2 separate regions of the Mus musculus genome follow, and region 1 is linked to region 2. The links are chromatin loops, found by intact Hi-C in ENCODE. Cell type or tissue: left cerebral cortex. All regions are shown on one strand. Links, peaks and the distances in the headings refer to the core of each region. The heading gives the core; the rest is flanking DNA.

The links. Peaks named below come from ENCODE experiments on the same cell type or tissue, not always from the same donor. Only the 100,000 strongest peaks of a DNase experiment are listed, where the experiment ranks them.
Region 1: a loop joins it to region 2, with 2.6 times the contacts of the local background. A loop is called at or near these places in 7 of 42 quality-filtered maps.

What each region holds. Positions count from the first base shown.
Region 1 is chr15:80,625,710-80,641,413 of GRCm38, reverse strand. It overlaps Grap2 (GRB2-related adaptor protein 2), which reads right to left. Exons shown (of 8, transcript NM_001289442.1): 3 at 6,987-7,078; 4 at 2,850-2,969. Among named protein-coding and RNA genes, the nearest start is that of Mir6957, 13 kb to the left of the region's middle. In left cerebral cortex, for the core only: a CTCF peak has its summit at 6,659; DNase peaks (open chromatin) are centred at 6,840, 8,960, 10,502, 11,233 and 1 more place; H3K27ac peaks cover 3,130 bases.
Region 2 is chr15:80,258,295-80,273,998 of GRCm38, reverse strand. Rps19bp1 (ribosomal protein S19 binding protein 1) reads left to right here and starts at 9,693. Exons shown (of 4, transcript NM_175109.3): 1 at 9,693-9,772; 2 at 9,882-10,016; 3 at 12,605-12,702; 4 at 12,869-13,385. The coding sequence starts at 9,721. The coding sequence ends at 13,015. In left cerebral cortex, for the core only: a CTCF peak has its summit at 7,566; DNase peaks (open chromatin) are centred at 7,551 and 9,635; H3K4me3 peaks cover 1,336 bases; H3K27ac peaks cover 695 bases.

The DNA of each region.
Region 1 (15,704 bases), core at 3,486-11,485, 370 kb before region 2:
AAGTAGGGGATTCCCAGGGATAGTTTTAGGGGGGTTGTGTTTGGGGGGAACAGGGATTCTGGCCTTTATTCTCATCTTTAAGCTGGGTTCTGTTCATAGTCAAGAGAAGCCAAAGGTTAGTCACTTCTTGCCCAGCTGATTTGGGGTAGAAACTGACACGTGGCCATCACTGCTAGTCTTCCCTAGGAGTTTGGACACTAACTGGCTTTTCTTCAAGATACAGCATCTTAACTCATAGGAGAGGAAGTATTTCTTGTGTATAATAATTATTCACCCAGTCCCTCTCAGCAATCACAATGAATATCACGTTGCTGCTTGACATCTGTGTCTATAATGTTGGATGACCTACTGGTATTGAGGAGAGTAAAGAAAAGGATGTGACTCAAGTCTCCAGATATAAAAGACTCGCATCTTAGCAAAAGAACCATCATGGGTTCTTAGCCCTTTATGTCCATGCCATACAGTATTTGAAAGAATAAATAGAAGTGGTTTTGCTTTGGGATGTATAGTGCATGTTTTCAAAAGATAGTGTGGAAAGTACTCTAATGATCACGAGAAGTTGCCTTGTCTCAATACCAGGCAAGACTCTGGGAGAAGTCTAGGCTAAGCATTGTATATAATTCATGTCAGTCAAGGAATATGACCCATAATTCCTAGCTGAAAAAGTCAAGATCAAGTTTCTTAAACTCAAAGGCACCAAAAGATGCACTTCAGCCCAACAAATTGCTTGGTGCAGCTTGAGACCAAGGCCCTTAAAAACAAGTTTGATTGGGGCTGGAGAGTTGGTTTGGTGGTTAAGAGTACAGGATGCTCTTCCAGAGACCTGGGGTTGGATTCCCAGCATCCAGTTTCAGGAAATCAATCGCCCCCTTCTGCCTTCCACATGCACTTCATATACACGGTATGCAGACATACATGCAAAATCCATACACACAAAATTTTACCAAAAAAAAATAGGGTTGGTTGGCTTATTTATAGACCAAATTTTCTCTAATGAAGATCCAAGGAGTTTAGACTTTGGGATATTAATATTGGCTTGAGCTAATATTTAGGACTGCCCGACATATGAAATTTTAGTTAAGGAGAATTAGGAGCATAGACCTAGTGACAAGTCTCTGTGGGTGTGATGGTTTGAATAAGAATGGTCCCCATAGGCTCATGTATTTAAATGCTTAGTCACCAGTGAATGGCACTACTTGAAAGGATTAAGAGGTGTGGTCTTGTTGGAGGAAGTGTGCCACTTGGGGTGCCTCTCCTTCCTTCTTCTCCACCTCTTTCTCTCTCTTGGCCCACAGAGCAGGATGTAGCTCTCAACTACTTCTCCAGCACCATGTCTGCCTGCTCGCTGCCAGGCTTCCTGTCATGATAATGGACTCACTCTGAAACTGGAAGCCACCCCCCAATGACATGCTTTTGTTAATGAGAGTTGCCTGGTTGTGGTATCTTTTCACAACAACAGATCAGTGACTGAGACAGTGGGTAAAGGTGTCGTCCACCAAGCTTGATTCCCCAAGTTCAGTCTCGGGGACCCATGTGGTAGAAGGAGAGCCTCAATTCCTTAAATATATCTTCTGACCTCCACATGTGCAAATATGTGCCCCAGCTACCACATATGTCACACACACACACACACACACACACACACACACACACACACACACACATTCACTTACACACATACAATATATATATATATATATATATATATATATATATTCTTTTTGTTTTAGCAAGATGTCAAAGTTGATGACATTAAGGAGACAATGTGACAAGGTTGTGACATTAAGTACACTCTGAGGTGAACAAGCCTAGAGACAACTGGCCCATTAGTCCTTCCTGCCTATGCTTTAAAAGTTCCTCTCTCTCTCTAAACAAAGCAGCCAGTTTATCACCAGAGATTAGATTCTCAATAGAAGCAATAAAGCCTCACACCTTTAGAAACCTATCAACTAAGGCGGGGTAGCATTGCCTGTCAATTCACCGGGCAGGGGTGTGAGTTCTGTGTAGGCTCTGGCCTCCTCTGCTAAGAGCTGCATTTCTTGCATTACGTGGTCAAGTCTCTGACTTGCAGTCTTTGACATGCTGACCACACACACTGCCCGCAGAGCTGGGGTTTCTCAGCTTAGGTCTGTGTCACATCCTTGCCTGGACTGAGTCACTTCCTGTAAGGTGCAGCGGTGCAAGGGTTACGGTGTCAAAGTTCTCTCTGATCCCCCTCACCGGGGGCCTCCCTCATCTCTGTTCTGCTCTTTTCGATTTGGCTTTGGCTTTGCCGTGACCCTGCTGGGGGAAAGCAGCCTCGCTCTGGGTCCAGCAGCAGCGTGGGATTTCTGCTCTCCTCTGGCCTTTCTTCAGCCATCTACTGACAGAAACAGACAAGGTTAAGAGATAGCCAAGTGGGAGGTCCTTTCCTTCTTCCTCTCCTACTTCCATAGATGCTTCTTGTGTCTGGCGCTGTCCAGAGCACACATACAAAACATATCAACTTGCTTTCTGAAAATATTTGGGCAGGACAGGGAAACAGATAAATACACACTTGTTTCTTTTTTTCTCTTCAACTTGTTCTTAATATGTAGCCTTGGCTATCCTGGAATTCACTATGTAAACCAGGCCAGCCTTGAACTTACAGAGATCAGCCTTGGCTCTGCCTCTTGAATGCTGGAATTAAAGATATGTATGACCACTACACAGGTCATTTTGAACAGAAATCAGGATGTGGAGGAGCTGAGGAGACATGTTCTGGGGAAGAAATAGTCCAGTAGTTAAAGAGATGCCACCATGTTTCTGACCAGTGGCTGATCTGGCTTCAGCAGGCTGAGAAGGATCAAGGCGGGTTTAGTTGTCAGTACCTGACAGAGATGGAGAAGTCTCCTGGGGAACTCTGGCTGGCCCTGATGATGAAGAATCCAATGTCCTTGCCCATGAGTAAGTTTTCTGCTTGATGTCGAGAGAGGCCTTCATGGAACCACCTATTGCAAGACAGGGTAAAAAGAGTTCTTTGAGACACGTGATGGTGGTGCGGAGGGAGAAGGGACATGGAAAAGAGGTGACTTGAGGGAGGAGGCCAGGGACGGTGAGTCAGGGTTTGGGGCATGCATTCTAAAGATTTATTTATTTATTTATTTATTTAATGTATAAGAGTACACACCATAGCAGTATAGATGGTTGTGAGCCTTCATCTGGTTGTTGGGAATTGAATTTAGGACCTCTGCTTGCTCCGGACAACCCCACTTACTCCAGTCTTGGCCCCGTTCACTTAGTCCCTTCTTGCTCCAGCCCAAAGATTTATTTATTATAATAAATAAGTACACTATCACTGTCTTCAGATGCACCAGAAGAGGGTGTCAGATCTCATTATGGATGGTTGTGAGCCACCATGTGGTTCCTGGGATTTGAACTCAGGACCTTCGGAAGAGCAGTCAATGCTCTTACCTGCTGAGCCATCCTACCAGCCCTGGCATGCATTCTAAAACCTAGCAATGGTGGCTAACTGCTTCCAGGGAAGCAATGTCCACTGCTCTGTAATTGCTCTCTTTGTTCTTGTCCCTCCAGAAGTTTCTCTCTAGCTTGGGAAACTTGAATCATGGAAGTTTGCTGCTGTACCATGTGGGGCTGTGTGGGATTGGCTCCCGGTGGGATGAAGTCGCCTGCCACCAGGAGAAGAGAATGCATGGGGTAAGAAGAGCTGCTGCAGGCACGGAGGCATGGAGGCAGGGCATCAGGCTAGGCTGGGAGACAAGGCCTGGGCACCCATTCCCTTCCTGAGATGCCAGTGGCTGGGCACTTTTCCCCAGGAGCATCCAGGGGCTCAGGCTCTTTGGACTAACACAGAAGCCTCAGGGGCTTGACAGTTATGTCCAGCAGAGACTGCCAAGAGCCCAGGAAATGATGTTGCAAACACTTGGAGCTCAGCAGCTCTAACAGCAACATCTGCAGCCAACTTCCTTAACTCTTTTGTGAGCTATTCCCTGCACTTCGAGGTCATTTACCTAAAAAAAAAAAAAAAGTGGATCTAGGTTTGATGAACCTTTACAGAGGAAACAGAGATGTAGAAGAGACACCATACGGTCAGGGCGGCAGTGGCTGGAATGTTCCAAAAAAGTCAAGCACACTGGGTTAGGTGACCGGTGGCTGCAGCTTCTGCCAGGAGAGCACAAACTCCTCTCTGCTCTAGAATGAGAGTTTCCATCACAGCCGGTAGAGGTTGGACCCTGTCACATTGCTTCTAGATGGCTGCTCTAATTGCTGCTGTCGGAAGGCTAATTAACGCTCGAGTCCCTTTAGGACAAATGCACGGCAGGCCTCTGTGCTTCACAGGATCTGAGACCCTTGACTCCAGACTCAGATAACAGGAGGGACACTTCCTCCAGACCTGGGCCACAGCAGTAGGCTGGAGCCTGGGGTTTCTGGTGTCCCACACCTCTGCAGGGCTGAGCAGCTGATTGCCACACGGAGAAGGCACAGTAGTGACAGGAGTAGGCGGGTGGCGTGTGCTACCACAGCTATAGCTCAAAGGGAAGTTTGCAGCAGAGGCAACAGGCAGAGACCTTTAGAAAGGCAGAGGCATCTAGAAAAGCTACGTTCTCTAACTAGATTAGAGTATGGAATCTTTGTTTTTTTTTTTAAGACTTCCAAAATTTTCCGTACATTTTGTGTCAGACACAGGAGGCCAGGGTTTCAATCTTCCTTATTATTCTAAAGCTTATTTTTCACTTTATTTGATGTGATTTATTTATACTTTTGTTTGTATTAGTTAATTAATTACTTTGAAATAGGATATCTCTATACAACCCTGGATATCCTGGAACTCCCTCCCTATATAGACCAGGCTGGCTTCGAACTCACAGAGATCTGGCTGCCTCTGCTTCCCAAGCACCTGGAATCAATGGTGTGCACCACCACACCCAACCTATTACTTTTGTTTTGAGGGGACAGGGTCTCATGTAGCCCTGGCTGACTTTAAGCTTGTTATATGTTAGAGGCTGGCTTTGAACTTCTGACTCCACTTCCTATAACTGTACGTGCTGGGATAACCTTTTTCCCCAACCTTGGCCAGGTCTGATGGCTTTTATTGATCATCTTTGAACACCTGGGACCATTTTCTTGGTGCTAGGAAAATAGTGGTGAGCAGAGCGGACAAGTGACTTCACTCTCAGCAAACTGACATTCTAGGTGGCCCGGGAGATGCACAATAACAACAGAATAATCAAAAATGGCGTGCCAGGGGATTATGAGCCGGGGGAGAAAATGGAAACAGGGTGGACAGGATGCTGGGGATGGAAAGTCATTTAAAATGGCCACAGGAGATGGCTTTGAAAGCATGACAACCTGAACTGTCACAATCCCCAGCACCCACACAAAAGCCTGCCATAGGGACGGGTGCCTGTAACCAGGACTGGGGAGACTAACACAGGCAGAGCCCCAAGGTTCACTGGCTGGCAAGTAATAGACCAGACAGAGACCCTGTCACGAGAGGTGAATGATAGCCTATAGGTGACACATGAAGGTATCCTCTGGCCTCCACATTTGCTATACTCATGTAACACCAACCACTGGGGAAAATAAAATGGTAATAAGAAAGGTTTACTGGAGAAGGGTGTGGGGGATGGCAGGGTGAAGGAGGACCTAGCAAAGGAGCCTGAGGAGAAGCCAGGGCGCTGGAGGCCCCAAGGGGAGGAGGCGGAAGAAGAGGCTTTTGGAGGTCACAGAGTTTGTTCTAGTGGGAAGAATGTCCCATCCTGCCGAGATGGTGGCTGAGAAAGTAAGGGTGCAGTCTTTAGCTGGCCCGGACCTCGTTGATGGGAGTCTGGGGGTTCCTCGGAGGATAGGCGCATGCGCAGGGTTGATAATAGCGTAATAGGGAAAGCCAACACTTTTGAGGGAATGGAAAGAAAACTGGAAGGAGCTGGGAGCAACAGTGGTTTGTTTTGTTTTTCATTTGTGTCTTTGGCCGGGGAGGTGGTGACTACAGCGAGCCTGTCAGCTGAGTACAGAGAGTAGATGGGGAGCGGTGTGTGGGGGGTGGGGGTGGGTGGGGGGGTGGGCGTCGACTGCTGTAGGCACCCGCAGCTGAATCTGAATGTGGCTGCCAGAAGTGATGGGCCAGTGAGAGTGGGCATGAGGGTGGGGAGGGGACCAAGGCGCTTCTCTTCCTGTGAGTTCCCTCACCCGCCATACACATGGGAGGAAGGCGACAGAACTGAGAGGTAGGTGGGAGACTGACTGGCCTCAAGTGGCCCCTTAGCAGATGACAGAAGCGCTAAGGACCCATGGGGGGAAGGCGGTCAGTGGTCAACCTGTTGGCTAAGTGGTCTCTTCTGGGTCACAGAAGGTGACTGCCTGAGTCACCAATAGTACTATGATTTTCTTACAAAGCCTATGCTCTTTGGGCTCGACCCTGGCTCTGAGACAAGATTAGATTTCTATCTAACCCTTGTGGTCAATTCTTGAGACAAACACAGCCCAATCTGTGTTTCACTTCCTCTTTCTGGAGGGAATCTCCCCTGCCCACCCCCCCCCCCCCCAGACACGGGTGAGCAAGCTGATAGAGTTTGGGATTCCTGCTTAGGGTGGAAAGCCATATTAGGCAGTCAAGAACTTTGCAGGAATGGCTTTTGACAAGTGATGTCCAACAGCGCCCCCTTTGGGATTCTTAGAGATCCTGCAACTGCATTCGTTATAGGTGATTTTAACAAGCTTCCTCCTCCCTGCCCCTCTCTCTATGTGTACATATATACATATATATAATTAAATAGGCGATTCATGCACATGGTGTAAACTTCAAAAGGGAATGTGATGCCATGCAAATAAACCTTCCTCCCACTCTGGCCTTCCGCTGCGGGGTTCTGGAGGCTGGGGAGGGAGATCTCCAAAGGCAGCCATTTCTGACAGTTCCTTGGGTATGCATAGATAATTTTAGTGACAACTGAAAAAAGTAAGGGGAGCGTGTGTGGGTAGAGCCATCTTGGCAGGCTGGGAATACTTACTCAGGAAACTCGATATCTATAAAATTCTTAGGCACATATCCTTCTTGGCTTCCGAGCTCCGCCTTGAGCCACTCCTCCTGGTTGCTTAGTATCTAGATGGAAAAGAACAAAGGATTCTGAAGAGAGGACCCCAAGCAGCAGGAAGGGGCTGCAGAGTCTAAGGGATTGGATGGGACATCAGCTCCAGGGCTTAGTGGGGAAGGAGGGAACACCACCGCTTACTTCTCTAGAATCTGGCTCCTCTTTACACCATTATTTCTCTCCACTTATGCTGCCACTCATGTCACCCACCAGAGCTCAGACCTGGCGCTCAGAGACTGCCCTGCATCTCTTCTTACAAGTTTAGTTCTTCACATGTCTGTATGTGTGTGTGTGCTTGCCCCTGTGTGTGTGCACAAGTGCTCAGAGCGCATCTAAGGAGGCCGGAGGGCAACTTCTGGTAGTCCTCTCTTTCTGCTTTGTGGCTCCCAGGGATCAAAGTTACCCACTGAGCTGTCTTATCAGCCACCAATGCATTAATTCATTTGTTAATTTTTTTTTTTTTGAGAGAAGTCCATGTGTAGCCCAAGCTGGCCTGGAACTATGAAGGATGGCTTTGAACTCTTGATCTTCCTGCTTCTACCTTCCAAGTATTAGGGTTATAGAAGTATAAAAATCATGTCTGACCAAAAATTTATTTTTTAAACAAGAAGATTAAAACTTAAATGTCTAAGGGAGACCAGCTTTCTAAACTGTCAACGCTTCATATTTCATATTCCCATTTTGAATTTTGAAAATGGTGGGAATGGGATTCCGGATATTTGGGATGACAGTTCGGGTATGGTGTCTCATGGCTGTCATCTCAACACTCAGGAAGGTGAGGCAGGAGGATTTCTGTCAGTTGGAGGCAAGCCCGAGCTACATAGCAGTGAGCTCCAGGGCAATAGAGTGAGAACTTGAGAGGGAGGGGGGCTCTCTACAGAGACACTTGCCAGGTCCTTTATAAACTTAGCACCAGATCATAGACAAAACGAAGAATTCTTCTGTCTTCTTACTATAGGGCCCTCCTTGACGGATACCCACATGTGGTTGCCTGCCTTGGCTACTCACTTACTCAGGAGACATGGCTGTACGTATCTTCATTGATTTCAGAAAAAAAAAACGAGACGACCTTGAAAATATTTGCCATCTCCACTCAGAAAGCTTCTAAAGTATGTGGGCTTAGACTAGAACAGTGACTCTACCCAAGGGTGGCAGCATTAGAGACTGGGAAACCTTTGATGGTACCACCAAACCTCTGGAGTCACTTTCCAACAGCCCCCTCCCCCTCTCCTCCCCTTCCCTTCCCTCCCACCCCCACTTTTCGGTTCCTCTCCCCCTCTGGTTTCTGGGCTTGGAGGAAATATTAACTCTTTGCTTCTCTTTCTTGTAGCTGAAAATGTTTTCATGGGTGGAGATGCTAGGGCAGAAGGAAGAGCAGAGAGCAGATGGGAAAGATAGCCTGGAGACCTCCCTAGGCAACGAATGCTAATTGGGCCAATTGTGATGACCCAAGAACAGGGTCTGAGGTACATTCTTGGAGTTTGGTGTCTTCACTCTAGCTAGAGGAGGTTAGAAGCAAGGGGCCTTGCAGCCCATGGTTGAAAATTCTGGATTTTTCTCTTCAGATTGATAAAAAGATTTTTAAGTCAGGAAATGACAGTAAGAATGAGAGTTGAGGAGGAGCCTTGAGGAGGAGCTGGGGGTGGGGTAAAACCAGAGGAAGGACAGAGGGCGATGGGCGTAGCCCACTGTGTAAGGGACCATGGGGTCTGCGCTAAGGAGAGGCGAAGACCTATTTCAGAGGATTCGAGGAAGGAAAAGAGGAGCAGGGTTTTGTAACCATTTAGGGTTGCTGAGGGAGAAGGGGATTCTGGGAAAACTTTGGGTTTCTAGCTTGGGAGACTGAGTGGGTGGTGATGTCTCGCTGAAATAGAGAGGAGCAGGAGCAGGAGGGACCCGTGGGCTTCAGCTTGTAGCGGGTGAGTTCCGGCTGCACCCCTTCAACTGCGGAGAAATCCTCAGTGAGCGGTGGGTGCTGTGGATCTGAGTGTTGGACGTAGGAGAGAGCTGGGGGCTGGTAACTTGGGGTTTCCAGGGCTGGTAACTTGGGGTTTCCAAGACTCGCCCAGTGGAAGCCCTGGAACCCTTGGATTTCTGTCTTCCACATCAAAAGCTAATGCCTCCCTCCCTCTCTCCCTCTGTCTCTCCTTCCTCTCCTTCCTGCCACAGGGTTTCATATAGCCACGGAATCTCTAAGCAGCTGAGAGTGGTCTTGAATTTCTGATCCTCCTGCCTCCATCTTCTGAGTGCTGAGATTACAGGCAGACACCACCCCATCTATTTTATGCTGTGTTGGGAAAAGTCTCCAGGGCTCCCTGAATACCAGGTGAGCTCTCTGCAGCTGAGCTTCACCCCCAGGCCTAGGCTCCACTGATGAATTTGTCTCATGAGACAAGGCCTCACTATGTAGCCCTGGCTGTCCTGGAACTCACTATGTAGACCTGGCTGGCCTCGAACTCACAGAGACCAGCTTGTCTTTGCCTCTCAGTGTTGGGATTAAAAATGTGGCACCGTTGGCTGAGCAGCAGTGGTGCACGCCTTTAATCCCAGCACTCGGGAGGCAGAGGCAGGAGGATTTCTAAGTTCGAGGCCAGCCTGGTCTACAGAGTGAGTTCCAGGACAGCCAGGGCTATACAGAGAAACCCTGTCTCAAAAAACCAAAAAAAAAAAAAAAAAAAAAAAAAAAAAAAAAAAAAAAGTGGCACCATTATGCCCCGCATTGCCTCTGATATCACTGCTGAGATGGAAGAAAAGTGCCATCAGGTTTGGAACAGGAAAACGTGGTTTCTAGCTTGAGCTCTGTCATTAGCTGTGTGACACAGGACAAATCAATCAGCCATCTGAAATGTAGCAGCTCACTGGAGCCTTAAAGAGCTTAGGTAAGGACAGACAGACCTCTGGCACAGGAATATGTATGGGTATCTTTTTTTTTCCCCCTTCCAGACTGGGCTCCTTTAGGTAGCCCTGGCTGTCCTAGAACTTAATCCATAGATCAGGCTGGCCTCAAACTCAGATCTGCCTGTGTCTGCCTCCCAATTGCTGGGATCAAATACCTGGGTCACCAAACTGGCAAACATTCATACACACACACACACACACACACACACACACACACACATAACATATACACACACACACAACACACACACACACACACAGCACACACACACACACGTTTAATACTGTATCTTTATTAGGGAGGACTCCAGTTCTATTGGACATGGAAGGGCTTGTAATTCTTGCAAGCACTGTTCATGAATGTTCGGGCTGTGATCATTCGTCTCTGAAGCAGTAAAAGCATGTCCCATATTTGAGCTCGAGAAATGCTGAGAACAGAAACTTTCTAACATCAAATGTGTCTCTCAGCTTTGCTGAGGATGGGTGTGGGTCTGTGTGTGCTGGGGGGACCGAGGGGGCGGGGAGGCACAAACTAGGTCAAGGGAAGGCGAGGAAACTCAGCTGCGGCATCTTGTATCCACTTAAAAAGCAGGAGAACGTTTCCCTCCGTGCACCGTGCACCGCTCCGGAATTGACAGCTTTGGAATTAGTTTGTCCTGTCACAGTCGACCCTGGGGGAGGTGGGGGTTGGCCAGGGCAACCAACGTCAAATCCTAATGGAGCAGAGGTGAGGGAGAGAGATGCCATTTGGAAATTGGCTTATCACAGTACGAATCACCCTCCATAGCTTGCTCTCTGACCAGAAACCAGCGCAATTCAAGTAATCACGGCCAGCAGTCATCTACTTCCTCCAGAAACTAAAGATTGTCCAGGACCGGACAGCCAGCTATTGTCTCTACCACCTGGGGCTTGATCTGCCTGAGATTATGTTTCCAGAGGGGTGAATTCACAGGCATTTTATAGTATATAGAAGGTTGGTTTTTTTTTTAATCTCTCATTTTCTGCAAAGAAAAGTGTTTTGTTTTGTTTTTTTCTTTTGAGGGGTGGTGGCTTCCTCCTGCTGTTGTGGGCCCCGAGCCCCAGAGCTTCCTGTTCTCATCTCTCCATCGATTCAGTTCCCCTATCTCTTTGTACCCCTCATGTAAGCCCGGGCAAAGAGTACGGCCCAGACACACGAAGTTCTACACTTAAATTGCTGTGCCGTCTTTCTTCAAATGTTCCCCAAGAGAATAATTTTCTGGGTTACATGGCCTGAGAATAAGCTAGATGTGGGAAGAAAGGCCGGAAGTACAGCTGGGAAGAAATGTAAAATTGGATGGAAGTACAGCTCTTAGAGGCACAGCGGAAAGCCAGGGCATCGCAGAAGTTAATTGTGTGGGATTAAGTCAGTGCTTTTAGGCCTCTCTTAGTAGGGAGAAATGGGGTCGACTTGGACACATTATAGAAACAGGGAGGAACAAACTGGGTCAAAAGCCCTTTTCCAAAGCTGCAGGCGGATCCCAGTGTAGATGGGTACCCTGTATAGCCACAGGTATGAACACGAAAAGTGTGATTCCCCCAATTCCTTTCCAACTGTTTATTTCCCTGGAGAACAAGGAGCAAGCCCCTTTGGTAGAGGCTCCTTGTCCACCATCTTGTCTGCTGTCCCACCTGCTGTTTTAGCTGGGAAGCCAGAGAAGGAGTGGGAGAGGATCGCTGGAAAGCTAGCCAATCGCATCTTTGTACTTCTCTAATAAAAAAGTCTGTCTAATCGTTCGAGCTGAAGGCCAATCAACCCGAGCACCTCCAAGTGACTTTCTAGGGCACTTAAGAGCTGTCCTTGAAATGGTCTGCAGAGGTCCCTGGGCATGTTTTCGCAGGCTTGCGATGACTGACGCGATCATTAATGGCCACCATTCAGACATAAGAGCTCTGGCGCAGGCTCTCTGTGGTTTACTTTTGCAGCCCTGGCTGCAACGTGCAGACCTGGGAAAGGTGGGCAGAGTTGACTTGCTGATGGGACTCTAAGTGGCCACATAGATGACATTCCCCAGGTCAAGACATATGCTTGGGGATGTGGCTTGTGAAAGATGCTGGGAAGGCACAGTGTTGAACTGGAGTCTCTCTGCTCTCATGGAGTTTCTCAATGGAAGAACCCACTATTCATTCATTCATTCATTCATTCACTCATCTCACTTAATGCTAAGCATCATTCAGCTTCTAGAGATGCTGAAGTATGTGTAACCCTCAAACAAAACTACAAAACTTTGGCCAGTGAGGTAGCCAACAAGGAAATGGGCAATTAAGATCACATGTGGTGGGGCTGGAGAGACGTCTCAGCGGTTAAGCACTCACTGCTCTTTCAGAAGTCCTGAGTTCAATTCCCAGCAGCCACATGGTAGCTCACAACCACAGCAATGGGATCTGGTGCCCTCTTCTGGTGTGTCTGAGGATAGTGATGGTGTATCCACATACATAAAATAAATAAAACCTTTTAAAAAAAATCACATGTGGTAAGGAACTGTGGTGGTGAGAGATGGCCCTGAAAGGACAGCTTGTCTGAGGCAACATTGTAAGTGTGTGAGATGCTGGGAAACAGATAATGGAGAGGGGTTACCTCAAAGATGTGTGCTGTGAGTACGTGTGTACACATGGGCCTGCCCGTGAGGGTGATGAGACTAGATAATGGGTTAGATTTCAACGAGTTGGTAATGGTAATGGGAGTGATTTTGAGGAAGGAGATGATCTGATCTGCTTTGTCTTCGGGAAGAGTCCTTCTGGCACCAGTGTGTCGACTGATTGGGGAGGAAGAGAGAGGAGACAACGGCTTCCGATGACCATTGGCCGAGAGAGCAAGAAGGCATGTAGTCGTGATAATATGGCCGCTGCTTGCTCAGGGTCTGCTTTGGACCATGACCTTTAACTCCTTTCCTAGACTCTGCAGGATAGGCCATCCTTTCACAGAGGCAAACACTGAGGTTCACACTGAGGCTCACACCGATGCTCACACTGATGATGCTCACACTGATGATGCTCACACTGATGCTCACACTGATGTTCACACTGATGATGCTCACACTGATGCTCACACTGATGAGGCTCACACTGATGATGCTCACACTGATGCTCACACTGATGAGGCTCACACTGATGCTCACACTGAGGCTCACACTGAGGCTCACACTGAGGCTCACACTGAGGCTCACACTGAGGTTGGCACTGAGACTGGCACTGATGAGGCTCATACTGAGGCTCACACTGAGGCTCACACTGATGCTCACATTTAGGCTCACACTGAGGCTCACACTGATGAGGCTCACACTGAAGCTCACACTGAGGCTCACACTGAGGCTCACACTGAGGCTGGCACTGAGACTGGCACTGATGAGGCTCACACTGAGGCTCACACTGAGGCTCACACTGAGGCTGGCACTGAGACTGGCACTGATGAGGCTCACACTGAGGCTCACACTGAGGCTCACACTGAGTCTGGCACTGATGAGGCTCACACTGAGGCTCACACTGAGGCTGGCACTGAGGTTCACACTGGCAGGTGCCTAGGCCCAGGCTACACAGCTCACAGGCTGGGAACTGAATCCATATTCATGGGGTGACAAAGCCTGTGTTCCTTTGTTCTAGCATCACACTTTTTCTTTTTCTAATGGAGAATGTCTTCCCTTGGGGGACTTAGGGAAAGAAATATATATAGAACAGAGATAGTACATAAGGAACAGAGAGCGCTCCATGCAGGCCCTGGCCCAGTCACTGTCTCTGCGTGATTTTGACAGGTTGTTTAATCCCTCAGCCTCCGTTTCACTCTCAACCTCCTAGGTTTGCTGAGATGCCACAATAGTACCTGTATCCCCTGTGCCAGTCTTGGCTCGCAATAGAAACTCAGCTGGTGGCAGTCCTGACCACCAGGATTTGGCAAGAGAGGTATCTAGCAACTGAACTTTGATGGTACATCTATTACAGACAGAAGAATAACTTGGATGGAAGTTGGGTTGGGTGGGTCTAGGGGGATGTGTGAGCCTGATGGCAGGAGATAACATCCGGCAGACAACTGGTTCTGGGGTTCAAGGCAGGGGTTAGTGAGGGAGAAAGGTACAGAGTGGGCTATCTTTAGCACAGAGTCAGAGAAGAGGGTGAGGTGATTCAGAGCAAAGAGAATCAGAAGAAGGCCAAGGACATAGCTTCAGGGGAGTGGATATATCAGATTAGAGAGAGGACAGGCACACTCACAAACAAGACCTGGAGGAGAGGTTGAGGGGAGAGAGAACAAGACAGGGGTGCCATCGAGCAAGGGGAAAGAGCCCCAGCGAGGGGCAGCCAATAGAGTCTCCGATTTGTCTTCTAGAAAAGTCCTTCTGGGACCAGTGTGTGGAATGATTGAAGGAGGAAAAGACAAGAGGCAATGACTTCAGTCAAGGGGCTGCCAGCCAGTCACCTGAGAGACCAGGAGATGGGGAAGGCACATAGTTGTCTTGGTAGAACATTCAACTCACATGAAGGAGGTTGTAGCACGTGCTGGGGAGTTTTTGTTAACTTGACACCAGCTAGAGTCATCTAGGAAGAGGACTGTAAACTGGAATCAGATTGGCCCCTAGGCAAGTCCGTGAGACAGTTTCTTGATTAATGATGGAGTGGGAGGGCCCAGCCCACTGTGGGTGGTACCATCCCTAGGCAGGTGGGCTCTATAACTAAAGTAGCAGAGTCAGCCAAGAGTCCTAAAGCAGCGAAAGCAGTTCCTCTTGTGGTCTTTGTTTCAGTTCCTGCCTCCAGATTCCTGCCTTGAGTTCCTGCCCTGACCTCCCTCAGTGATGGACTTTGATGTGCAAGTGTAAGTCAAACAAAACCCTCCCCTCCCCAAGTTGCTATCCCAGCAACACGAAACAAACCAGGACACAAAATAAAAGGCAGACTTCAAAGGGCCGTGGAGCCAAGAGGGGAAGTGGATGGCTCTGGCACCGGGCGCAGAGAACTGCTTCCTTTTGAGCAAAAGGGACAGGAAATCAATAAGGAGCCAGCCTGGGGAACAGGGCTGAGGGAACACTCATTTGCTTGCTTTTCCTTTCGCTCTTCTGGATAACATAAGGTAACAGGGGAGCTTACGCAAGGCATTAGGTCTGTGTGTGATGAACACCGGGGCAGGAGCTCGGCTGAGCAGGGGGTGCTTCTGTGTGTTGGTATCTGAATGGTCACGGTGCCCCAGAGAGGAGGGAGGAGAGACTTACCTTCACATGACAAGGGTCTCTGTGACCTCAATAAGGATCTGAAGATGCGAAGGCCACCATTTCCTCAACTGGTGGTCTAACCTATTTGAGCTTATAAAACTTCAAACTTGGGACACTGTGGGGTCAACCATAGCATGAGGTCTTTCAAGCTGAAACCGGTTAGAAAGCTATTCACTGTGTGTGTGTGTGTGTGTGTGTGTGTGTGTGTGTGTGTGTGTGTGTGTTTAAATGGCAAATGAAGCCGTTCTGTTCTACACGCATGTGTTCTGCAGACACTTTTCCAGGTTGCCCTCTGACACCCCAACAAGGGCCTTTGTATGGCCCACAGTTCTCTGTGGCAAGATACAACAGTGGCCTTGGTGACTCAGACCTGTGAGAGGACCACCTGGACAACTGAGCACAAAGCTGAGGTATGCTCTCGGAGGGTGCCCTGAGGTCACATAGGTGTACACTGCCACCACATACTCCTGAATGTCCTGTGGACGGGCTGTTATATCCTTTGCAAATCACAAGGGCTAACTTTGGA
Region 2 (15,704 bases), core at 4,529-12,528:
TACAGAGCAAGTTCCAGGGCAGCCAGGGGTACAGAGAGAAATCCTGTCTTGAAAAAAGAAAGGGGGAGCATGGAAGATAACGCAGGAGGCTGACAGACAGGCTGAGGGAGTGGGAGGTGGGGGCGGGGTGGAGAATGGACTCATTTCTGACTTAGGTGGTGTGGAGGAGACAAGGCAGGCATGGGGGGGGGCACAACCAGACTCTTTGTAGGGTACAGGAAGACATGTCCCATAGGCTGGGAGGATGTGACCGCTGGAGGTCAGTAAGAGGTCTGAACTGACTTGGAAACCATGCCACCCCAGGGATCATGAATTCCATGGCCCTCTTGGAGCCCATTTCCCAAGAGAGGGGTTAGATGGGGGTGCTCAGAGCCCTCTGACCAACACACATCTGCTGACATCCAGTCTCAGCCCCCAACACAGTGGCCACCTCAAAGCTCCCTCCTGGTCTAATGCTACCAAGGTGCTCAGCTTCAGACCAGACTCCGCTCAAGGACAGCACCAAGAGCTGACAACATCCTAGCTGCAGGACAGCAGCTGTGTCAAGTCCATCTCCCATGACGGAACACAGCTGCACAGCTAAGGGATACTTCCGTCTCACAGCCTATTCCTCCTGCCCATCTGCCCCTGAGTCTACACCCCAATCCCTCCCTGAGAGTTGCCATCTTTGCCCACACTGTCACCTGGCCTCCTCAACCCACCTCATGCTGGCTTCCCAGCCTTCCAAACAGTTTCCAGAACACAGTCGGTATTTCAACACATTTTTTTCATATGCTAAATTCATTCAACAATAGTGCTGGGCACACAGTAGGGGCCACACACTGACCAGGCACCATTTGGTGAAGAATGAAGTAGGCCAGCTCCCTGAGGGGCTGCCATCCTCGTGGGCAGATAACACAGGTTAGAAGAGGGATGGGGCTGATGTACACGGTCTGCACAGAGCAGTTCTCTCTCTCTCTCTCTCTCTCTCTCTCTCTCTCTCTCTGACATAATTGCTAGTTTATAATTCATATGCTCAGCTATTTCTAAAGAGGATTTCTTTAAAAGTTAAAATAAAAGGCCAGAAATCATTTAAGGACCTGGGATGAGAGAGAGGCCCTGGGAGGCTGAGGGGGATATATTCCAGCCTGAATAATAAATAGAGTAGTGTTACACAATCAAGTAATAAATTTCAAGTGTGACAGTTGAATAACACTTCCCAGCTAAGCTTCCCCATAGCGGGGTGGGAGGGGAGGGCATGGACCGCAGCTCACCTGCTTCTGCTACTCTTACTTATGAGCGCTCATCCCTTCCTAAACTTTCTGCTCTCTATTCTTCCATGGCTTTTAAATCTATGGTGAAAGACTCTGCCCTTTTTGATATCTATGTCCCCTGTGGAAGGGAAAAAAATGTCAAGTTAAACTGGCTACAGGATGAGTGTGAACCAGATTGGGCCTGAAGAAGGCATTGGTGGGCACTCCCACATCATCTTTGGGGCTGCTGGCTAGACCACAGCTTCCTGGGTTCCTGGAAAGGACTCTGAAGTCAGACCATTTCCATGATGGCTCAATACAGAGTCACTGAGTTCAAGACAACTCTGCAAGACAGGTCAAGTTACCCATAAGTCTCAAATGAGGAAACTGAGGCAAAGAAAGGAAGGTGGTTTGTGCAGCGTTGCTGTTTCCATGTCCCTGAACCTCAGGGTAGGAGACCCTAAGACTTGGAGATGAGCAGGGAGAAGAGGTACTTCCAGGCAGGCCTCTGGTATAAAAGGATCTGAAGATGGAAGATGGAGACCAGTCTCCGCTCCCTAGTTGCCATGGCAACAAGGCCTCCATTCCTGGCATTGTAGGATATTTGCATTTTAATAGAGACATAATTAGTGGGAAAGGCTGAGGCTGGAAGAGCCTAGGCACTGCACATACACACCCTATGGATCGAGAATCCCCCCACCCAGAGGTCACTGAGGCCCATAATCAACCCAACCAACCCATGGCCCTCTCCAAGCCTTTAGTAATACTCCACAGATCACCTGTACCTCACCTGAGGTGGGGGTGGGGCAGTTCAGGACACCCCCACTGCCCAGATGGAACACTGAGGCACATCTGATCCAGTATCCCACAGTGAGATCACATGCCCAGAGTCCAAACTCCATTCACTCTGCCTAAAGCATCTGTGCCATGGGGTCTAGCAAGAGTGGGAACCTGCCCACATTCTGCCAAGGCCACTAAGACCTGGGAAAAGAAAATACCTACTAAAGTTACACAGCAACTTGTTGACAGAACTGGGCCTTCAGAGGCCCACCTTTGACTTTACCTGGGTCACTGTCCAACCCTAGAGCATCAAAGAAATTTTGCATCAACATCCTCCTGCCTCCCCAAATCCAAAGATGTTAAAAAGAAGCCATGGTGAGCCAGACAATGATGGTGCATGCCTTTAATCCCAGCACTCAGAAGGCAGAGGCAGACTGATCTCTGTGAGTTCCAGGTCAGCCTGGTCTACATAATAAGTTTCAGGACAATGAGGGCTTCAGAGAGAAACCCTGTTCTAAAAAAGGAGGAAGAAGAGGAAGAGGAGAAGGGGAAGGAGGAGGGAGGAGAAAGAGGAAAAGGAGAAGGAAGAGGAGGAGGAAGGAGAAGAAGAGGAGGAGGAGGAGGAAGGAAGAGGGAGAGGAAGAGGAGGAGGAAGAAGAAGAAAAAGAAGAAGAAAGAGGAGGAGGAGAAGAAGGAGGAGGAGGAGGAGAAGGAGAAGGAGGAGGAGGAGAAGAAGAAGAAGGAGGAGGAGGGGGAGGAGGAAGGAAGGAAGAAGAAGAAGAAGAAGAAGAAGAAGAAGAAGAAGAAGAAGAAGAAGAGGAGGAGGAGGAGGAGGAGGAGGAGGAGGAGGAGGAGGAGGAGGAGGAGGAGGAGGAGGAGGAAGGAAGGAAGGAAGGAAGGAAGGAAGGAAGGAAGGAAGGAAGGAAGGAAGGAAGGAGGAAAAGCAGCTGCCCACCACTATGTATCAAGCTGGTTATGGTGATACACGCCTGTAATGCCAGAACTCAGGGGCTGAAGCAAGAGGAACTCCATGAGTTGGAGGCTGTTCTAAGCTATATAGTGAGACTCTGTCTCAAATAACAAAACAAGAGAGGAAGGGAGGAAGGGGGAAAGAGGGGGAGAGCAGAAGTACCCACATGAGTTACCCCTGCCCAGCCTGGACCTAGAACAAGGTTGCTGACCTAGGGTCCTACTGCAGATGGTGAATGCCACCTAAACCACCTGGAACCCTGAAGTCACATACAGCCCCTCACTTTCTGAGCATGTCACAGAGTTGATTTGATTTGATTTGATTTGATTTGATTTGATTTGATTTGATTTGATTTGATTTGATTTGATTTGATTCTGTGTGTATATTCATGTGAGTGCAATGTCCCTAAAGGGCAGAAAAGTGTCAGAAGTGTGTCAGATCCCTAAAGCTGGAGTAACAGACAGCTGGGAGCTGCCTTACAGGGCTGCTGGGAACTGAACTCAGGTCCTCTAGAAGAGCAGAGAGTGCTGAGCCCAGTAACAGTGAACCTAGTAGTAGTAGTGAAGATGGCCGCCCCATGGGAATGAAGGTCAGGCTCCATGAATGGACTGGGTTTGAGGAGACTGTTACTCAACAACACTGGAGACAGGTGGGTGGGCTCAGCCTCAAGAAAGCCTGAGATAGAAAGAAAAATAAAATTCAAGGTCCAAGACTCATGCGGCTTGCTAGTTAGGAGGACTTTTGGGCCTAGAACAAAAAACAAAGGCTGTAAAGTCATCCCAGGAACCAACTAGCCATAAAGATAGGGAAGACATACAAGAATGTCCAGACCTGCCCGGCGCCTCCCTATCTCCTGCCCTTCTGACATGGGTTAAATGTTAACCAGATCCTCTGCTGTTACCTCGCTCTGCATATACAGTTTGCTGATGTTTAAACTGTCCAATTGTGTGAAACCGCGCCAATTCTTCCCCTACCCCAACTCTTTTCCTATATAAACCCCTAGCTTCTGAGCCTCGTGGTCAACACCTCTGTCTCCTGCAGGAGGCCGGGAGCGCCGTCATTTAACTACCTCGTGTGTTTACATCAAGACAGTCTCTCGTGATTCTTTGGGTGCGCGCTATCTCGTGACTTGGGTTGGGGTATCCCCATGGAGGTCTTTCATTATGTGTATCTAACTTCCCTGCCTCCTATGGCTGAACAGAGCTCTTTACCTATAATGTTTCTCCCTCTCCCTAACCCTCTGTCCTGCCTGAGTGCTCACCTGCCTGAAGCAGCCAGCTTCCCCGTGCTAAGGTTTGTTATTTAATCAACTAAATGTCAGGCCCAGCCTTGAACATGGTTAGGCAACTTCACACTGTACCTGTAAGGGTGGTGCCCTAGATCCCGCACCAACCCCTCTCCAGGAATCTCAGAGAGAGGTTAGAACCTTGCAGGAGTACAGCTGGGCTATCTGCACACCACGCTATGAGCTCTGGGCTCATAAATAGCACTGTAGCCTCAGACCTCCCTATGTGCTGTCAAGAAGCATGGAGATACAACAGCCATTCACAGACATGTACCCAGGTCCCCCAAGATACTCCTCTGACACATATAACAGCCATTCACCTACACATGTGTAGTGCTTACTCTGTGCCTGAGGGTACTTTCAGTTTCATGTGCACAGTCCTTATAGGGTCCACACAGCAGGGACAGGAGCAATGGTGGAAAGGCAAGAGCTTGGTCTTCCCAGCCACCCCACCTAGCCTCTGGAAGAAGTGAGGGCATTGGTCACAAGGCAGTTCTCAGAGGAGGCCAGAGAGGAAAGGTGGCCTATTTGAGAGCACAGTGTGTGGGTTGAGTCCCTATGGTGGCCCCACACTCTGGAAACCCAAAGTCCCCCCTGTCATTTCTCAGTCTCCCACCACACAGTTCTCAGATCTCTGTGACAGCATGGGCTGTGTTCTATCTTCCAAGGAGGAGGGAAGCTTCAAATGGAGAATAGAGGGTCTCAGAAGCAGACAGGGGCCAAGCTCCCAGCAGTCCACGTCTGTATTCATGGCCATCCATCTAGTCAGTGGCCCTGTAGCACTAACAGACCAGGCAGGACCTGAGAGATGTCAGAAGGCCAGGCATTGAGGTGTCAGTGAGGAAACAGGAGGCTGGGGCACTTGCAGCCAGTGGGAAAGGCCGCTGGAAACTCCATTTGGTTTTAATTTGAAGATGCAGAGAGGCCGGGAGCTGAGAGCCTGGCAGAGGAGAACTCCGTGGCAGAGGGGGATGGAAGAGGGAGAACCAAAGGACAGAGGCAGAGAAGCAGACATGAAGTCAGAGACTACAGAGATCCTGAGAGGCAGAGACAGAGACAGAGACAAGCAGAGACAACCTCAAGGGGAAAAGTCACAGACATAAAGAGACAGCGTCAGTCAGCGGGCACAGAGGCAGAGAGGGGGAGATGCCCAAGGACAATGGCGGCACACTGGTCATCAAACGCATACAAGAGGTCTGTGAGTAAACGTGCAATGAACCCAACTCACGCTTCAATTAATATGCTTTAAAATCATTTCCTTTATGGAGTGGGGCAGGTCTTACTCTGTAGCCCAACCTGGTCTCCATCTGAAGAGCATCTCCCTGCCTCAGTTCACCAAGTGCAGGTGTGAGTCAGCATGCTCCCCCACCTTTGCCCGTGTGCGTGTGTGTGTGTGTGTGTGTGTGTGTGTGTGTGTGTGTGTGTGTGTGTGTGTGTTATATGTACATATGAATATTTCACATTCCCATGCAGAGACCAGAGGCCTGCTCTATTGATCCCTAACTTATTCACTCGAGTCAGAGTCTCTCACTGAACCTGGAGCCGGGCAGGCACCTCCAAGGCCCCCGTGATCCTCCTGCCTCCACCCTCCACAGCACCAGGATTATGAATGTGATCACACACTGACACCTGGCCTTTTAGGAGGGTGCTGCAGAGCTGAACCCAGGGCCTCGTTCCTGTCCAGTGAGCACTCACACTCACTGAGCTATCTCTCCAGCCTTTGTGTGTGTGTAAAATTATGATGGGTCACACGTCTTTAATCCCAGCACTTGGGAGGCAGAGGCAGGCACGGTTCAAAGCCAGCCTGATCTACAGAGCAAGTTCCAGGACAGCCATGGCTACACAGAGAAACCCTGTCTCAGAAAAAAAAAAAGTTGGTTTTGGTTTTGGTTTTTCGAGATAGGGTTTCTCTGTATAGCCCTAGCTGTCCTGGAACTCACTCTGTAGACCAGGCTGGCCTCAAACTCAGAAATCCGCCTGCCTCTGCCTCCCGAGTGCTGGGATTAAAGGCTTGTGCCACCACGCCTGGCAAAAGTTTTTTTTAAAAAACAAAGTAATAACCCAGACATAGTGTCTCCTACCTGTAATCCCAGCACTCAGGAGGTAGAGACAGGAGGATCTGGAAGTCAGGGTCCTCCTCAGCTACACACCAGCTTGAGGCTAGCCTGGGTTACATGAGATCCTCTCTCAACAAACAAAACAAAACGAAGTCACCTGACTCATAGTTGAAGACTATGATCATTCACACACACACACACACACACACACACACACACTAGTACATGCCTGTGCTGGCAGACATTTGTTCTCGCTGACACATCCATGCAACCTGCTCACACACAGTCATGTTCACACTCAGTCACGCTCACACTTGCTCCAGACTCACAGCCCTGACCTCTAGGCCTGGCTCTGTAGGAAATACCGTGTAGCTTTCTAGAAAATCCCTCCCTCAAAGGAAAGCCAAAGCAAAGCTACTCCCAAGATGAACGGTAGGGAGTCAGTGATGGGATTCTAAGAGGAGGAGGATAATCCTGTTTTCTTTATGCAGACACACCCCCTGCTAGGCACAGGAGAACCTTGAGATAGAGTCCTGTAAGGAGGGACCCAGGACAGAGACTAAGACTCAGAGCAGGAAAGTGGCTTCGCAAGACCACACAGCCAGGACAGAAACCATTCTGAGACCTTAAGACCCACCAGCTTCCACAGAGACCAGCAGGAGGCAGCTGCCTTCCCTGAACCTAACTTTAAGGGTTGGGGACAAACATAGCAGGAGGCAAGCAAGCACCCATGGGTGCCATGCCCGTTGCAGCTGTCTTGTCCACCATGCCAGAGTAGGAGGATGCAGAATGCCAGCACGGGCTATGTCTGCAATGTTCCAGGCAGTACCCCTTTCCTTGAAGGTGCTTCAGGAGTATTGCTTCATTGATCCCAGGTGGCTGAACTGTAAGGAAACGACTTCCGAGGTCTATTTAACAAACGGGGAAACCAAGGTGCTCTTCGAAATGGATTTGCCTAGGGTCACACGGCCCTCAGCAGTCTCTATACCAGATGCCTACATCCAACTGCCTGGGCACACTTTTCTGGAAAGAGACCTAGCCTCTATCCTGGGAGGCCCAGCTTGTTGCTTCTGCCTCAATTTCTCCATCCAGAGAGGATCATCTGGCTGCCAGTGGGAAGGCTGTATCACTGAACTAGCAGGGAGCCAATCCAGGAGCACTGGACCTCACACATCCATTCATCCACTCTGACTGTAGGTAGTGGAGCAGGAAGCCAAAGAATGCTGTCCTGCAGCGCCACCTAATGATCACATGGTCGCAATGTGGACAGCCACACAGGAATTGATTTCCTTCCTCAAGAAATATTAGACAGACAATATACCTACCTCAGTGAATGGAGTTTATGCATGTGAAACACAACAGGAACTTGACTCTTGTTAGCATTTGTTATTAAAAGTGTCTCCCTTCTGGACTAGTTTAGTAGAGATTTGACAATGAGAGTTGTCCAGGGAGAATCACTGTTTCTTTGTGTCCACATTCTACAGTATCAGGTACGCAAACCCCTCAGTATCTGTTGGCCCAGTGAGTCCAGATGTCCATTTTCACTCCCCATTCACAGACCGGCTAGCGCTTCATGGCTCCCACATACCAGGTGCTGGTTACGAGTCTCCACAAGTGAAATAAACCAGGCAGGGTTTCTCCTCATTGCCAAAAAATAATAATTTCTTCTGGGTTAGGAGGTTAGAAAGCTTGTTTGGCACTCAAGAGTCTGCATTTGATCATCAGCACTGCAAAAACACACGAAAGTGACGAAAAAGAAACCTCTAGACTAGAGGTTCTCAACCTTTTTGGTGTCATACGCTCTTTTCACTCTTAAAAACTCAGGGCTGAAGAGAAGGCTCAAAATAACCAAGAGCACTAGATGCTCTTCCAGCAGACTTGGGGTCGTCTCACATCAGCCTGTAATTATGCTTACTTCTGGCCTCCACAGGCATGGGGTATACCTATGGTGCACAGACATACATGCAGGCAAAAATCCATATGTGTGTGTGTGTGTGTGTGTGTGTAATATATATAAATATATGTATACTTAAATTAAAAACAAAAACGAAGCCAGGTGGTGGTGGCACACGCTTTTAATCCCAGCACTTGGGAGGCAGAGGCAGGCTGATTTCTGAGTTCAAAGCCAGCCTGGTCTACAGAGTGAGTTCCAGGACAGTCAGGGCTGCACAGAGAAACCCTGTCTTGAGAGGGGGGGGGGGGAACTCATGTAACCAGAGAACATTTATGTGTAATATTTATCGATAGAATATTTACATCTATGTGTAATATTGATTGTAATATTTATTGATCTATCAGACTAAAAACTGACCTTTTTTTTTTCAATACTAGGGATTAAATCCAAGCATTCTACCGCCAAGCTATTAATACATCCTAGCTCTTCTTATTAATCTGTAACCCAGACTGGTCTAGAATTTGGAGTGTAGCTATGTGATATAAACTGACCTGAAACTTGCCACTCTCCTGCCTCGGCTTCCCAGGTGCTGGTATTCTAAGTGTTCTGGTATCACTGTGCCCAGCAGTATTTACTGTTTCGCCTGACAACCAACTCATTGCTTAATAACATAAACAGTATTTTGCAGCAAATAGCTGTATTTTTCAAAACAAAGCACTTTATTTTGCATGTTTGCAAATCTATTTCTTTGTTGGGGTTTTTTTTTTTTTTTGGTCTTTTGTTTGGTTTTTTCCTTTTGTTAGTTTTGGTTTGGTTTGTTTGTTTGTTTGTTTGTTTGTTTGTTTGAGACAGAGTCTTGCTATGTAGCCCAAGTTAGCCTGGAACTCAGAGCAACAATCTCTGTTCAATCTCCCAAGTATTGGGACTACAAAGTACGACACCTAACCTCCTTGGCTTTACTGATTCTCACACAGATTCTCACAGTGCACGGGACCGGTGTAATGCTTTGAAGGTCATGAAAACTGTCTAAGCCCGGCAAAGTGGCTTAGGTCTGTAAATCCGGCCCTTGGGCGGCAGAGAGAGAAGGATCAGGAGTTCAAAGTCATCCTCAGCTACAATCGAGTTCAAGGACAGCCTAGGCTAGATGTATCCTTGTCTAAAAAGAAAGTAGAAAGAATCACTTCTTTTGCAGGAACTCAGTCTATTCCACACTTGGCCCCTGGACAGAATTGACCAGTAAGGCTAGAAGTCGAGTCTGCCCGCCCACACAGCCTGGATCACCAGAGACCTGTTGCTTAGAAATTGAACAACTGTGGCTTCTGCGCTTTGGACACGCCCCTAGCTCCCCGCTCCTCCGGGGCTATAGGAAAGCCATTGAGCCTGCGTTCTAAGGCAGCACTTCCGCTCGCTGCGGAACCCTGAGCTCCTGCTCCAGTTTCTGCCGAGGAGCGAACACCGCCAGGGCGGAAGTAGCTCGCCGCGTGTGGGCGGGGCTCGGAAACATGTCGGCGGCGTTAGTGCGGCGCGGTTTGGAGCTTCTGGCGGCGTCCGAGGGTGAGGAGAGCAGGTCCTGCGACAGTCGCGCTGTGTAGGAGAGCCAGCCGGGCGGGTGGGGAGGGAGAGCGCGCCCTTCAACTCGGTCCTTCGCTGCCTTTCCCCGTAGCTCCCCGTGCGGTCCCGGGCCAGGTCCAGGCTAGCGGGACTCCGGCGAAGCGGACCCGGAGGGCGCGGGCCAAGGCCTCCCAGGCTCTGAAACTGCGGAACTCAGCGAAGGGAAAGGCGCCTAAGTCCGCTCTAGGTGAGTTGAGAAAGACTGTGAGCGCTTCTTAGAATTGGGGGCAGCGCCTTCGAGTCGGGAGTTCCAAACGTTCCCCGAGACTCCACAAGGAAAAGGCAAAATGAATGTTCAAATCGTGGGGGACAGGTTTCGAACCCAAGCAATCTAATTCCCAGGTCTGCCGCTGTCTGCTATGTGGCAGTTAACAGGATGAGAGAAAGAGGGAAAAGCCTGGGAGTGGTGACACACATCTGTCATCCCTGCACTTGAGAGGTGGAGGCAGGAGAATCAGAAGTTCTGTGTCTTTCCGTGGTGAGTTCAGGGCAAGACCTAATCGTGAAGGCAGATGAAACGCAAGACCCAGGCGCTTGTGAGCTCTAGCCGTGGTGGGGAGAGAAACATCAGAGAGTCTCTCTTAATTATTTATTTATTTATTTATTTGGCTTTTTGATACAGAGTTTCTCAGTATAGCCCTGGCTGTCCTGGAACTTACTCTGTAGACCAGGCTGGCCTCGAACTCAGAAATCTACCTGCCTCTGCCTCCCAAGTGCTAGGATTAAAGGCGTGCGCCACACGCTTACTCTGTAGACCAGCCATCAGAGAGTCTCAAAACTAACAAGCAGGGTTTTGCCAAGTGAGTGAGGCTTGTGAGGTGAAAGGCTCTGCAGTGCTCCGAGGAAGAATCAAACTAACAAGCCAAGGTGGAAGCAACGTTAAGGCATCTGAGAAGGTTTTAGCCAGAAAGGCTTGAGAATTTGGAAGAAGGCTAACGGGTAAGATGAGCAAGAGGCAAGATGGAGGACCCATCAGGGATAGAGGGCTGGCTCACTGGTTAAGAGCACTTGCTGCTTGCTCTTCCAGAGGACCTGGAGCCCCCCAGAAGCCCACAAAGCTGCTCACAGCCCACTGTAACTCCAGGTCTGGGGATTAGATACCCTCTTCTGATTCCACAGACGCTCACTTGGGGTGCACATACATACACTAAGGCACGCAACACACACACATTTATGAAATGAAGCACTCAGTCAACAGTTTACCCTTCTAAACTAACTAACTCGTTTGACCCTCACGGCAGCCCTGTGAGATGAGCAGATCTCTCCCCCACTTTACAGTTACAGAAACAGGCACCTGCCCAGGTGATAGAGGTGGAAGCCGGGCAAATTGTCCCCGTGCTGTTGCTCTTAATGTGCTCTGCTCAGGTGACAGTGCCTCCTTCCATCCCAGTAGGGACAGCAGAAGTGAGTTGATATCATTTACCAGTGAAGTGTCTGCAAAGCAGAAACCTTGTTTCCAGTAGAGCAGCTTAGGGGGTGTGGCACAGGTAGTAAGGCCTCCTTGAGAAGGGGCACAGGATGGTACGCATGTTGCTTTCTTCTTTGACTCCATGCCTCTGCTCTATAAAGGGAGTTGAGGTACTCGGGTTTCATTGTGTGTTTGTTTCTCCCAGTTTTGGAGGCGGGGGGGGGGGGGGGGAGTTATTTTGGCTCGGGCAGGCCTGGACCTCACTGTATAGCACAGGCTAGCCATGATATAGCACAGGCTAGCCACGACCTTAAATCAGCCTTCCTGCTTCAGCCTCCTAAGCACTGGATGATAGGCACACACCACTGCACCCAGCCTGGGAGTCCTTGTTAAAAGCTATGTCGTTCAAGAGGAAACACTATGAACAGAGGTGGAGCTAGGAGGCATGCACAGACACTAGTGGTTTGCACGAGTTCATGTCAAGGTGCCTCCCTCCCTGCCCAGTTATCCCAATAACTGGAGGACAGGAGTGGGGTTCCCTTCACTCCTGTCCTGAGGTAAGCACTCCTCAAGACACAGGACTAACCTCCCATCCCCAACCCTGGATTTTCCATGGTCCTCGTGGCTGGTCTACTGCCTAGTACATAATGGGTAGGCAGGACAATAGCCGGGCATGGTGGTGGTACACGCCTTTAATCCCAGTACTCCGGAAATTCCAACCCCCAAGAAAGAAAATGGAAACCCTCTAAAATGTGTGTTACTGTTCTTCTCAGTTCCTTCCCTGTAGAAATGAAAACAGGAGCTCATGTGTCCTTTGTGCCTGATGCACAGTTATGCTCAGGGTAGACCTTGTGTTATTTGGTGGTGGTGGTGGATTTTTGTTATGCTGTTTTTAAACATAACCCTTTCTGATCTGACTGTGTAGCTAGGAGCAGTCTTCCTATCTTGGCCTCCCCAGTGCTGGGATTACAGGTGCCATGCCTGGCTTAAGACACAGTCATGCCGGGCGTTGTGGTACACGCCTTTAATCCCAGCACTTGGGAGGCAGAGGCAGACAGATTTCTGAGTTCGAGGACAGCCTGGTCTACAGAGTGAGTTCCAGGACAGCCAGGGCTACACAGAGAAACCCTGTGGGTTTGGGGGGGTGGGGGGGACAGTCACGTGACTAACTGATGCTATCCAATAGGGTCTATGAGATTTGCAGCAGACAGTACTTATGGGAAATGTAGATTTGGTTTAGAAGAGACCAGGTTGTGAAATATTCCCTTCTAGGGAAAGGACAGTGGGGCCTTGGGCAGGGGAAGGGACCCAGAAGGCTTCTAATGTACAATGAGTCTGAAATGACATGCCCTGCCTGCCACCCACAGCTGAGTACCAGAAACGGCAGTGTCGAGACCACCTCAAAGCAAACCTGAAGTTTATGACCAGCATGAGAAGCACCGTGCCAGAGTCTGTGACCCAGCAGGTTTGTCGAGGGTGTGAGCTTAGGGACCTGGGTGATAACTGAGGCTGTCCTTCAGAGTCCGTGCGGTTCTCAGCCCTGCCCTGAGCCATAAGCCCTGTGGGCTCAAAGGTTTCCATCTGTGCTTCCAAAGATGGGTGTCCTGTGCCCTTACTCTGAACCTTTTCAGATCCTGCAGCAGAACCAAGGCCGAAAAGCCTGTGATCGGCTAGTGGCCAAGACGAAGAACAAGAAGAAGAAGAAGAAGAAGGCTGAGGGCACTGTGTTCACTGAAGAAGACTTCCAGAAGTTCCAGAGGGAATATTTTGGCAGCTAGACTTCCTGGAGGAATGGTGGGGACAAAAGACACTAACCCTCCTTGGCTGGACTTCTGCTGTCCTGGGTCCCTGCAGTGCTGTGCCACGAGCGACCAGCAGGTGGCAGTGCAAAACTAGCCTGGCTCAGGAAGCCATATGCTGCTATCCCAGGGACACTGGAACAGAGCTGCAAGCCCTGCAGCAAATTTTCCCTCAAACTGAAGTGGACTTCTAGTTTGGCGGAACCATCAGCACCCTGCCAGAAAAGATTCTGACCTGCCAGCTATGACCAGGATTGGTTATCAGGGCTATTTGGTACTGGGCCCACTCAGACCCCACCTCAAGGAGCTGGAAATTCAAATAAATAAATGTGAGTTTGGGCAAATGTGGATTCAAGTGTGTGTGTGTGTGTGTGTGTGTGTGTGTGTGTGTGTGTGTTACAATGTGTTTCCCATCTCAGTGTGGATCTCGGTTCTTCTAGGTTTCCGTGTTAAAGTCCCCAGCCTTGGCCCAGCATAAATGACTTCCTTCTACCAGCGAGGGCCTCCTCTCTGGGCACAGTTACTGTAGCTGCTAGAGTTGCCCAGGAAGTGGACAGGAAGGTCACCTCCACCCTGCTGGATTTTGGGATCTGCTATGGCATCAGTGGAGAGCAGAAAGTCAGTCGTATGTCATTTGATATCTGGGCCTAGGTCATGGTTTCCGGAGTCCTCAGCAAGCAGGTTTACAGGTTTGCATAAAGTCTGTACCCAACCAAGGACCGCAGTGAAAGCTATGGTTGTGCCCCTCAGAGCAAACCGGACTCTCCAGCAGTGCAGTGCCAGTCACAAAGGAAAGATCGTGTGGAATGAGCACACTGGGGGAGAACAAGTGGCAAGGGAAGGACTGACCTGTCACAGGGACCAGGAGACCCCTCAGTGCAGATGGACACATTCCTTTTTTGTTTGTTTTTGTTTTTTTGAGACAGGGTTTCTCTGTGTAGCCCTGGCTGTCCTGGAACTCACTTTGTAGACCAGGCTGGTCTCGAACTCAGAAATCCGCCTGCCTCTGCCTCTGCCTCCCAAGTGCTGGAATTACAGGCATGCGCCACCACTGCCCAGCTTTTTTTGTTTGTTTGATGGACACATTCCTAAGGAGACAACTGGTGGCCTCCACACCGCCATCCTCTCCCCTGAGCCTGCCTCCTCCATTCTCTGTTCACTGGGACTCCTGAGGTTTGTCTCAGTGACGATCGGTCAGTTCCCTAATTGGGCCCCTGACAAGGCAGGGCTTTGTCCTCAGTAAGAGAACAAGGTTCACTGTCCCTGCTCCAAGCAACTCTTCTTTGCCTTTAAGCAGCATTGGCTCTCAAATGGCAACACAGAACTGCCTACAGCAGAGCAGAATTAGCATGGAGTCTGCTTGCCTCCGGTGACCTCTGCCTGTTGGAAGGCATGGCCATCCAATCCATCCAGGAGGTCATAGCAAACAGGAACGGGAGGGAGGGAGTGTGTTTTAATATAGGCTAGTGATGGGAGCTCTGGGCCTTCCATGGCATGTTTTGTCCTCTTGTGACATGGGTTGTTCAAAGGGACATGGGTGGTGGTCTTCAAATCCTCCACCCCTTTCTGCATGCTTGCTGGGCTTTGCTGACTAGAAGAGCAAATTCAGGTGGCCTTGGGGACTCATTTTCTCCTCCTCAAATAAGATGCTTAGCCAACAGCTCAGTGCTTACTTTCTAGGGCCCCTTTCTAGGGAGCATACACCCTCAGTCACATGGTCACCTAGAGGATGCAAGCAGAAATCCTGTACCTTTCCTGGTATAAGGCCTCCTCTTAGCTGCCGAGAAGGAAAAGATGGAGTGCTTGCCAACCTATGGTCCGATAAAAAAACACCGGTTGTTACATTCAAGTCAATGGAGGGGTCCAGCAAAGGGAAGCCTACCCCAACTAAGGCATCCCAAGTTTAAATATTTAAAAATAGGCCAGTTTAAAAATTTGGTAATCTGGACTTGGGCGAGCTGCTGCCCCACCCCCCATGCTTCCTGTGGCTTCTGCTGTGGCCTGGACCATCCACAACTGCCTGGTCCCCTGTGAGTCCAGGGAGCTACAGAGAGTGGAGCAGGACTGCTACTAGAGGTCTTGGGGACTCAGGGCCAGCCACCAGGACTCCAGCCTGGCCTCGAGTGTTCTTGCTTGAGGGGTAGGGAGGGCTTAGTTCAAGGTGCATCTGGAGCTGGTTAGGTTCCCTGTTCTTAAAGGACTAGGCGAGAGGTCCAGCGGTCTGCTCTGCAATTCCCCAAACCTGAGCTGGTCTATTTCTGAACATGTCACTGGGTACTGGTTTGAACATGTACCTGCCACCCACCGTGGCCAAGATCTCCAGCCCATCCCATAGACTGCCTGGGTAGGTGCACTTGGGTCTCATTGCAGAGACTTAACTACTTACAGCCTAGCTTCTGTGCGTAACAAGGGTGAGCCCAAAGGCCTGCTGCAGAAGTGGGAGGCTGCTGTATCATCCTACCCACACCCAGGCCCCACCTTGTTCCCTGCCCCCAACACACTCCTCCTAGAGCAGGTCCTCCACCCAGCCTGCCAGCCATTTTACATCCCATCTTTGTTGTACCTGTCTCCCTTAGCAGGGAAGTTTCACAAAAACTAAGCTGCTCATCTTGTGTTCAGTTTGCATCCGATAGTTCCCAGTACAAGGTGAGCAATCACCAGTGGTAGG